Linked DNA regions of Homo sapiens: region 2 is linked to region 1. The links are chromatin loops, found by intact Hi-C in ENCODE. Cell type or tissue: mammary epithelial cell. All regions are shown on one strand. Links, peaks and the distances in the headings refer to the core of each region. The heading gives the core; the rest is flanking DNA. Region 1 has its middle 730 kb from the start of IGFBP3. Region 2 has its middle 540 kb from the start of IGFBP3.

Region 1 (5,388 bases), core at 270-5,269:
CACTGGTTCCTCGACTTCTGGAGTGAGGGCTATTATGGTGGGAAAGGCCAAGTGGAAGCTGCTAGAATCACATCAACCTAAAAAAATAGTAAATCAAAAGCAATACTACATTCTTGGAGGGACTGGAAAGATTATTGCCACCATGAAAAAACATGAAAGATTCAGGGGTGGCAATTCTCACCACATCCTCATTTGTCTCTATTTGGCCTGTGCAAAAGACAGATGGATCTTAAAGAATGACAGTGGACCATTGTAAGATTAATCAAGTGGTACCTCTAATTGCAGCTGCTGGACTAGATGTGGCTTCATTGCTTGAGCAAATTAACAAATCTCTTGATACATGGTACCCAGCTATTAATCTGACAAATTCTTTTTTTCTTTATACTTGTCCAGAGGCTGATCAGAAGCAGCTTTGTTTTCAACTGGTAAGGCCAGCTATACACCTTAACAGTCCTACTTCAGCCTCATATTAACACTCTAGCTCTATGCCATAATTTAGTTTTCAGGGATCTTGATTGCCTTTCCTGTCTACAAGATATCATGCTGGTCCATTGCATTGATGACACTCATTGGATCTGGTGAGCAAAAAGTAGAAGCTGCTCTAGACCTCTTGATAAGATATTTGTGTGTCAGAAGGTGGGAAATAAACCCAACAAAAATTCAGGGGCCTTCTAACTCAATTAAATATTTAAGGGCCCAGTGGTGTGGGGATATCAAGATATCTCTTCTGAAGTGAAGGATAAATTGTTGCATCTTGCCTTTCCTCCAACTAAGAAGGTGGCACAGTGCCTAGTGGGCTTCTCTGGATTTAGGAGGTAATATATTTATCATTTTGGTGTATTTCACTGGCCCATTTACTGAATGACCTGAAAAGCTGCTGGTTTTGATTTGAGCCCAGAATAAGGGCTCTTCAAGAGGTCCAGGCTGCTGTGCAAGCTTCTCTGCCTCTTGGGCCATATGGTTCAGCAGATCCAGTGGTTCTTGAAGTGTCAATAGTGGGTGGCGATGCTGTTTGGAGCTTTTGCTAGGCTCCAATAGATGAATTAGAGCACAGGCCTTTAGGACTTTGGGGCAAGATCCTATCGTCATCTGCAGAAAACTGCTCTCCTTTTGAGAAATAGCTTTTTTTTCTGCAACTGACAGTTTAATTGTAAGCCACAAATTTACCAAGCAACTTGAGCTGCCCATCATGAACTGACTATTAGCTGACCCATGAAGCCATCAAGTTGGCTGCATGCAGCAACACTCCATCATCAAATGAAGGTGGCATATACTTGGGGTATATGAGCAGGCCCTGAAAGCACAAATAAGTTACATGAAGAAGTGGTTCAAATTTTCATGGTCTCCATTCTTGCTTCATTACCTTCTGTCTCTCAGCTACACCTGTGGGCTCCTGGGGAGTTCTCAACAATCAGTTGACAGAGGAAGACAAGACTCAGTCCTGGTTTAGAGATGATTCTGCATGATATGCAGGGCAGCTGCAGCACTGCAGCCACCCTCTGGGACATTCCTGAAGGACATTGGTGAAGGGAAATTTTCCCAGTGGGCAGAACTTTGGGCATCCATCTAATTGTCCATTTTGTTTGGAAGGAGAAGTGGCTAGACATACAATTATATACCAGTTGATGTCTAATGCTTTGGCCTAATGGTCAGAGACTTGGAAGGAGCACGATTGGAAAATGTCACAGAGAAGTTTGAGGACAGTTTTTCCCTGAATGGAGAAAAAGTGGGAAGATATTTGTGTCTCATGAGAATGCTCATCAAATGGTGACCTTAGCAGAGGAGGATTTTAATAATAAAGTGGATAGGATGACATATTTTGGATACCAGTTAGCCTCTTTTCTAAGCCAACCTTGTTATTAACCAATGGACTCATGAACATATTGGCCATGTGGCAGGCATGAAGGTTATGCATAGGCTCAGCAACAGGGACTCCACTCATTGATGCTGAAGTGGCTATGGCCACTGCTGAGTGTCCAATCTGCCAGCAGCAGAGACCAGAACAGATTCTCAGCCCCCAGCCCCATAGCATCATTCCTGGGGTCATGAGACAGCTAGGTGGTGGCAGGTTGATAATATTAGATAGCTTCCATGATGGAAGGGGTAATGTTTTGTCCTTCCTGGAATATATACTTACTCCGGATATAGATTTGCTTTTCTTGAATGTTTCTGTCAAGACTACCTTTGGTGGACTCACAGAATGCCTCAACTGTCTTTAGGGCTTTAGCACTTTGGGGCAAAATCCTGTCTTCATGTTATTCCACCATCATGTTTTTCCATACAGCACTGCTTCTGATCAAGGAACTCACTTAATAGCTTAAGAAATGTGGCAATGGTCTCATGTTCAGGAACTCACTAGTCTTACCACATCCCCCACTATCCTGAAGTAGCCATCTTGATAGAATGGTTGAATGGCCATTTGAAGTCTTGGTTACAGGACCAGCTAGGTGATAATACCTTGAGGGTTGAGGCAGTGTTCTCCAGAAGACTATGTTCTGAATCAGCATCCAATATTTGGTGCTGTTTGTCTGATAGCCAAAATTCTTAGGTCCAGAAATCAAGGTTCAAAATTGAAGTGACACTACTCATGACTTCCCCTAGTGTCCCATTAGCAAAATGTTTTCTTCCTGCTTCCATGACTTTATGCTCTGCTGACCTAGAAGTCTTCATCCTGGAAAAAGAAATGTTCCCACCAGAAGACAAAATCATGATTTCATTAAACAGGAAGTTAAGAGTGCCATCCACCACCTTTGGGATCTCCCTTCTGAGTCAACAGGCCAAGAATTTACTGTGTTGGCTGGCATGACTGATCCAGATTACCAAGGGGACACTGAACTACTACTCCCTAGTGGAGGTAGAGTATGTCTGGAATACTTAGAGCATCTCTTAATATTACCATGTCCTGTGATTAAAGTCAATGGAAAACCACAAAAAGCTAATATATTCAGGCCATCTAATGGCCCAGACCCTTCAGGAATGAAGGTTTGGGTCATCCTACCAGGTAAAGAACCACAATTGGCTGAGGTGCTTGCTAAAGTCAAAGGGAATACAGAATGGATAGTGGAAGAAGGTAGTTATAAATACCAGCTACAAACACATGACCAGTTACAGAAAAATGACTCATGACTGCAATTGTCACAAGCACTTTCTCCTTACTTTGTTCTGAGTATGTTTTTATGCATATGTATGTGTATCTTTTATTCTGTCTTATCTTGTTGCCTTGTAACATAAGATGTATTTATTTCGTATTGTAGTATTTAAATATTGTTAATTTACATTATAAAATTTAAGTTATAGAATACCAAGGAGAAGAATAAACATCACTCAGGGCTTTACCTCTGCTTCTGGGGAAGGAGTTAGTGCATTACTGGTAGTACATAGGATAGGTGTATCACGTTCAGTGGCATTGTGACCTTGTTATTGTTTTTATTTGAGGATTAATTATGATTTGAGGTGAGGCATTTGTGTGCCAAGTTGACAAAGTTTGAACTTGTGATGGTTGATTCTACATGTCATCTTGACTGGATCATGAGGTGCACAGTGCTATTTCTGTGTGTGTTTTTTATGGTTTTTCTGAGTTGAATGAGAATTTGAATCTGTGGACTCAGCGAAACAGATTGCTCACCCCAATGTGGTTGGCCATTACCCAATCCATGAAGGGTTGGAGTAGAACAAAAGACAAAGAAAAGAGGAATATGCCTCTTCTTTCTTCTGCCAGCATGAGCGGAAACATCCCATCTCATCTCATCTTCCCTGGCCCTCAGACTGGGATTTATACCATTGGCTTCTCTGGTAATCAGGCTTTTGGGCTTGGATTAATTTGCATCACCAGCTTTCTGGGATCTACACCTCTCAGAGTGCAGATCATGGAATTTCCCAGCCTCTGTAGTTTCAAGAGCCACTTCCTCATAATAAATCTCCGCATATATCCTACAGGTTCTCTTTTTCTGAAGAACACTGACAAATACATTTTTCCCTTGTCTGACAACTCATTCTGCTTATTATTATAGATATTTGTGTATTTAACCTGTTTTTACTGAATAATGATTTTTTTGCAAGGGCAAGCATTGGATTTCCCCCATTTCTACATCATCTTTAGGTCCTGGCGATCTGTTTGGGTACCTAAGAGCTTCAGAAAGTGTTTCAATGGAAATGAATAAATTAGCAATTGTTTGTCTGTGTGCTCACTCATGCAAATATAACTTTTTTTTTTCTTGAGATGGAGTCTTGCTCTGTCACCCAGGCTGGAGTGTGGTGGCGCACTCTCAGCTCACTGCAAACTCTGCCTCCTGGGTTCATGCCATTCTCCTGCCTCAGCCTCCCGAGTAGCTGGGACTACAGGCGCCTGCCACCACGCCTGGCTAATTTTTTGTATTATTTAGTAGAGATGGGGTTTCACCATGTTAGCCAGGATGGTCCCAATCTCCCGACCTCGTGATCCGCCCGCCTCGGCCTCCCAAAGTGCTGGGATTACAGGCGTGAGCCACAGTGCCCTGCCAATATAACTTTTTTCTATTGTCTTTAACATTTTGATTTTCTAACTTATGCTTCTACATTGTAAGTATTTCCAGAAAGAGATCAGAAAGAGAATCATGTAGATGCTCACTAAAATTCAATTCTTCAGGCAATTCTCCCTCAAAAATCCACAAGTGAAGCCACACTGATATTTGTATGGGATTTTTCTCAGGGAGTTCTCATGTTACACTAACATCCACTTCTTGGTATTCATTATGATTCTTTTAATACTGAAAGATTTTCAGAACTTCTTGCTAACTTGGAATCATCAACTGGCTCTAGGTGGGCCCAATAAGGTCTTTTCCTAATTCATCCAACCACCCAACACAGTATTAAAGGACTCTTGTTCAAAGCATTTATGTTATTTTTTAGCTTCCAGATATGTTTTTTACTTTTTTCAATATTTTACCTCTTCTTCATTATCCCTGACCTGATCTTTTAGATGTATGTTTAACTCTTAGACATATGGTCAATGCTTTTTTATTATTTTGTCTCATGTTTTCCAACTTTTTCTTTGAGTTCTGAGTTTTGTTAATAATCAACTTAGTGTTCAAAGTAAACATCTGACTATCGAGCATGCACACTTGTTTTTTTACTGTATTTCTTACAATGTCTAAGACCTTTTTTTCTCTTTGTTCTGCCATTCAAAGCTGCCATTCTTGTTTCATACTTGCAACATCTTCTTAAATCTGCTTAATGCGTTTTCTCCTGCTCCCCAAAGTATATTAGTTTTTTTCTGAGTTCAGTGTCCCAGGAGTTCCCCCAGCCCCCTTTCTTGTGGTTGGTTTTCTCATGTGTCTGGTGAGGGCAGATGGTCCATTTGCATCACCGCTGGTAATATTTCCACGGGTTAGGTTGGTAAGTATGTTCATG
Region 2 (5,388 bases), core at 294-5,293, 200 kb after region 1:
TAAAAGGAAGAGATGCCCTCCACTCTGGGAATTCCCTACCTTTTTCCCAGAAACTGCCTATTTCCTCATGAATAATTCATGCTTCTTTTAGCATATGAGCAAGAAATAAGCCTTAAAATAGCCAGCCCAAAGCCCTCAAGGCTGCTCTGCCTATAGAGTAGCCATTCTGTTCTTTCTTTACTTCTCTAATAAACTTGCTTTCAACTTATTCTGTGGAGTTGCCCCAAATTCTTTCTTACATAAGATCCTAGAACCTTCTCTTGGGGTCTGGATTAGGACTCCTTTCCAGTAACAATCGGAGAGCAGACATACTGTTAAATTAAATTTATCCTAACGCCGTCTTTTTACACATTTGAAGTTCAGGCTAAAGGTTTCTCCATACATGGTTACACCTAACTAGATATATAAATAGACTAGAATCTACTATCTTAAAAAATAGCCAAGTCACAATCACAGTGGCTGCATTGCATCCACTCACAGTTGGCCAATTTTTCAAACCATGCTCAAATAAGGCAAATTCCAAGCTGTCACTAGTCCAGCTGTTTCTGTACCTCACTTCCATTTTCTATACGTCACTTTCCTTTTTCTGTCCATAAATGTTATCTGATCACTTGGCAGCCCTGGAGACTCTCTGAACCTATTCTAGTTCTAGGAGCTGCCCAATTTGATAATAGTTCTTTATTCAATTAAACTCTGTTAAATTTAATGTATTCAAAGTTTTTCTTTTAACATGCAAACTGAGGACTTTTGCCAGGCCAAGAAGGCAAGATCAATACAATCTATGCTGACTCTCATGGCTGCAAATCAACCCTCTCCCATAGAGCATGCTAATTCGGATTTTATTATAAAAGCTCAATTTTGTTTCTTTAACTTTTCTCTATGGGTGTGGAGCACAAGAGTGCATACACACACTTTTATTTGTTTATTTTTTGCCCCACCAACCTCTTCATTAAAGCCATTCTAACCAGTTTTTGGCCACATGTTTTGTAAATCTTGTCTAACACATTACTTTGGAAATTGATATCTTTATATTTCAGCCAGAAGTTCCATTTTAACATCTTATTACACTCATTCTAGGGCAATTTTTGCCTTTTCATAAAGTATCAAGAATAATATTTGGCTACAATTCCCATATCTGCAAAGATCAAGCAAACTTCTCTGTAAGTTAGTAACTATTATTATTATTACTGCTACTACGACTAGTCTAGGAGTTTCTAATGGTCCTAAAGGAAACCAAAACTATTTAACCCCAAAATATACTTCTTTGACATATTTTGAGATGGCTGTTCAGAGGTCCTGCAGATAAAAGTAGCCTTGCAAAGCTGTCTTTTGTGGGGGAAATTTCCTCAGTAGAGGAAATAAAGTGAAATAAACAATGGATGCAAGTAGGCTTTCTCTGGAGGCCCCTGTGTCTGGATCTAGAAAAGATTAACTGAGAGTCTGATACCCTTAATGGTCTGATGAAAACCATTACCACTGATTACCATCTACTCTCTCTGAGGGCTGCTACCTGGGGTTTCATCTGCGTGAAGTTTCCAACTGCTTTTGCCCTACACTTTTCCTTTATTCCCTTTCCCATAACCTGTCTTGCCCTATTCCAAGCCCCTCTTCTTTCTGTAACCTCAGGATGGATGAAACTTGTACCATCTGGTCCTTTCTTTGAGTTTTCTTATTTTTTATGACTTCCATTTACACATGTGCATGTAATATATTTGCATGCCATTTTTCCTATTAATTTGTCTATTATCAGTTTGTTTTATATATTCAAATTATCCAGACTTCAACGGGAAAATTTAAACTTTCCTACAGTCCCAACACACTTCTGTGAGCACTTTTAAAGCTCCTGGGATGAAACTACCTTTGCCAAAATTAGAACAGTGAGAAAATTATGACAGTGAAAGAGATCTGATCTAGCAAAACTGTCTTGCCTTTAACCTCTTAACTACCCTTAATCATTCCTGGGTTTAGGCCAAGATAACTTTGGGAGACATTTAGTTTATAGTTTAAATAATAATAATAGTCCTTCCCCAAAACTAAACTGACTTTGTAAAGCTAGTGAAAAACCATCAGGTTAGATGGATGAGAAGCCTGAATTCTGCCAAGGTATAGACTTAAAAACAATTACCAGCCATTATTCCGGATGTCACAAGATATGAAATTTCACTAATTACTCCTGCAGATAACATCATTATTATGGAACTGAAGATTAGCCTTTGAGATGTCTTTTCAGGTTTTTGCATTTCTAATGATGATGGCTCCACCTGGACCCACCAGCCATCCTGTGGCCCCACCCAGAAGAGAACCACTATCCACACCCCCATTCCCTTGCCCGCCAAACTATTCTGGAAAAACCCTAGCCCCCAAGTTTTGGGGGAGTTGATTTGAGTAATAACTTTGTCTTCCAGGTGGCATGGCTGGCCTCATGTCAATTAAACTCTTTATCGAAGTGCTGTGGTCTTAGTCAATTGGAGTTGTTTGTGCAACAGGCAGTAAGAACTCGTGGGGTGTTTACAGGGAGAGTACCAATTAACACAATAGTTACAATGAACACTCAAGATGTGAGATATAATAATAAATATTTTATTTGTGCTTCTCTGCCTTCCCCTGCGAGTCACCATTGTGAGTCTCTTTATGTCTTTGAATTTTCTGTTTTTCTACTTTTTACTGTATTTTTCTTGATTTATAAAGATAATACATGCTCTTTAAACAAAACTCAAATATTATATAACTAAGAAAAATAAATGTTTCAATAATTTTATCTTTTAAGTTAATGATATTGATGCAAATTATTTCACATTTTTCTTTTACATACTTCTCCCATTAAGAATTAGCTATTTTATTATTATTAGCTCCTTTATATTAAATAATGGAATCACTGAATATCTAGAAATCAACAAATCCTTTCTAGATACCATGGTTAAGCATAGCTTGGCTTGGTAAGCAAAACACATATTCTGAATACTTAAAACCAAAATCTTTGGGATGTTTTTTCTCTTGGCTCATGTGCAATTCCATAACACTGACGCATAACATTCCATTAAGTTAGATGCCAGTGGGAAAGTCTCACGTGACTATGCTGCATGTTCAGTCTCTAGACACACTCTGTCCATGTCTGCAGCTGAGCCTTTCCCTTAAGCATTTTTCTGACCCTGGACACATCTGGACTCCTGCCGTGGTGTGAGCACCTCACAGGCCCTGCCCTTGTTCAGTCTGTGTCTGTTTCTCTAACTCCAGGCACAGTGCCTGGGCTAAACTGAATAGATTCTCAAGAATTCTTGTGAAGCACAGTAATAGGTACATTTTACAAGGAAAACCAAGAAGAAATGCAGGTTGATATATATCATAAGCCAAAATTCGGGTGTGCAGATTGGATCCAAGAAGTGTGTGAGTCAAATGGACTACGACAACTGGCTTCACTCCAGCAGCTTGATTAGAGCCCTGGGCAAAGAAGTGTCTGGTACTCTCTGCCACACCACACACCTTGGCATGCTTAGGTTCCAGGGCACCGTGGGTAATCCTTGGCACTATTTTTTTTTTTTGAGATGGAGTCTCGCTCTGTCGCCCAGGCTGGAGTGGAGTGGTGCAATCTCAGCTCACTGCAAGCTCTGCCTCCCGGGTTCATGCCATTATCCTGCCTCAGCCTCCAGAGTAGCTGGGACTACAGGCGCTGGCCACCACGCCGGGCTAATTTTTTGTGTTTTTAGTAGAGATGGGTTTCACCGTGTTAGCCCTTGGCACTATTTTTATATGGTACAGCCATAAAATGGAATGAGTTTGTAAAAGTGAGACCCTATGATGAAGAGTTTGTGACTGTCAAAGCTGTGGACAATGTTAGGGTTAAAGGGAGAGCGCATTCGCTATTTTCCAGTATCTAAATAGAGGTCATGTAGAATTGAAGACCACTCTCATTTGGACTGACTTCAAAAGATAAATTTATAAGATGTGACAAAATAAGATTTAGTGTATTATGAGGAATGTTCTATATGATTCTTCAGGTGCACCCTGTCCAGTTGAATCCCAGTTGCCTGGAGGGATGACCCACTGATTAGTAGCCTTTACAGCTTTCCTTCCTCCCATGCCTCACCTCCCTATTCTCTCTCTTGTGCTTCTTGGGGAATCACCTCCAAACGGAACCTCTTGCACTTAAGATCTTGCTTCAGGATCTACTTTTAGGTAGAATCTAAACTAAGACATCTATTCCTGCAGGTGTGGGGCTAGGTTATGGAGTATATCCTAGTCCTCACTGTTGAAGAGCACGGTCTGTTTGGAGCAGATGGACATTACAATGAAAAAGGACTGTGAGAGGGATTCCATAAGGTCATAAGACACATGAAGCAGGTGGTAATCAATTCCACTCAGGATGCTGAAAGAAGACTTACAGAAGTGTCCCCTTGAGAGGGAACTTGAAGAATAAGCAGAAACTGACCAGGCTCATAATAGATTAGCAGTGTTTCTGGCACAGAAAATGCCATGTGCACAGAGAAGGAGGCTGCAAGCAACCACAAGACAATCAGGAGTGACTCCAGGAAGACTGAACAGCAGCCTGGGAAGCCACGGGAAAACAGAAGGAGACGGAACTGCAGAGCTTGAGCTTGCCAGGAGCAGAATGTAGAAAGCCAAGCTCTGGGCTGTGAGAATTTGGCTGCTATAGTATAAGCAGTGGGGGGACTTTAGAAGATTGAAATTAATAATAATAAAACAAATACAAAGAGAGTAACATAATCAACTGCCATTTTAGAGAGCGAGAACTTTATTTGCAATGTGAAGAACATGAATTGTCAGTAGGGAGTTCAGAGAATAATGTATTAAAATTATACCCCTCAGAAATTATTAGTGTCTTGTCCAGGATAGGGACTGTAGAAGGCAGAGAAGAAAGAAGGGTTATGAAGAATGTATTGGAGATACAATCAACACCACGTAGGATGGATTGAAGGAGTGTATGTATAAGTGCATGCACATCTGTGAATGGTGATGCATTGATAAGAACTATTAAGGCAGACACTTAGATTTTGCTCTTGGGTGATTGGAGCAGTTAGGAGATGTGACTAAGTAAATATGTAGCAGATGAGATAACTCTCCAATCATCTGTTGACTCTGAGCTGGAAATGTCCGGGAGACAGTTGGGAACATCTCCGCGGCCCAAGGGAGAAGTCCAATCTGTGCACATGGATTTCTTCATCCTCTGTACAAAGAATAACCCTAGAAGAATAGAAGAGAAAAAAAATGCCAACTCTGAAGAACATTAATTAAAACAAATTTCAGATTTTATGGTAATGACTCCATGGTTTTCTATTACATGACTATTAACCAGCCCTTAGGAAATGGACGTTTGTTGTCAAGTATTTCAATTATATAAAGAACATAGAGTTCATTATAGATTCTGGATAT

Evidence for each region. Hi-C counts contacts between places; a loop is a spot of excess contacts. Peaks named below come from ENCODE experiments on the same cell type or tissue, not always from the same donor. Only the 100,000 strongest peaks of a DNase experiment are listed, where the experiment ranks them.
Region 2: a loop joins it to region 1, with 1.8 times the contacts of the local background. A loop is called at or near these places in 2 of 110 quality-filtered maps.

Annotation. Positions count from the first base shown.
Region 1 is chr7:46,652,469-46,657,856 of GRCh38, reverse strand. No RefSeq gene overlaps it. Among named protein-coding and RNA genes, the nearest start is that of IGFBP3, 730 kb to the right of the region's middle. In mammary epithelial cell, for the core only: CTCF peaks have their summits at 2,684 and 2,891; DNase peaks (open chromatin) are centred at 2,776 and 3,076; H3K27ac peaks cover 2,389 bases.
Region 2 is chr7:46,454,154-46,459,541 of GRCh38, reverse strand. No RefSeq gene overlaps it. Among named protein-coding and RNA genes, the nearest start is that of IGFBP3, 540 kb to the right of the region's middle. In mammary epithelial cell, for the core only: no CTCF peak of the experiment used is centred there; a DNase peak (open chromatin) is centred at 3,081; H3K27ac peaks cover 809 bases.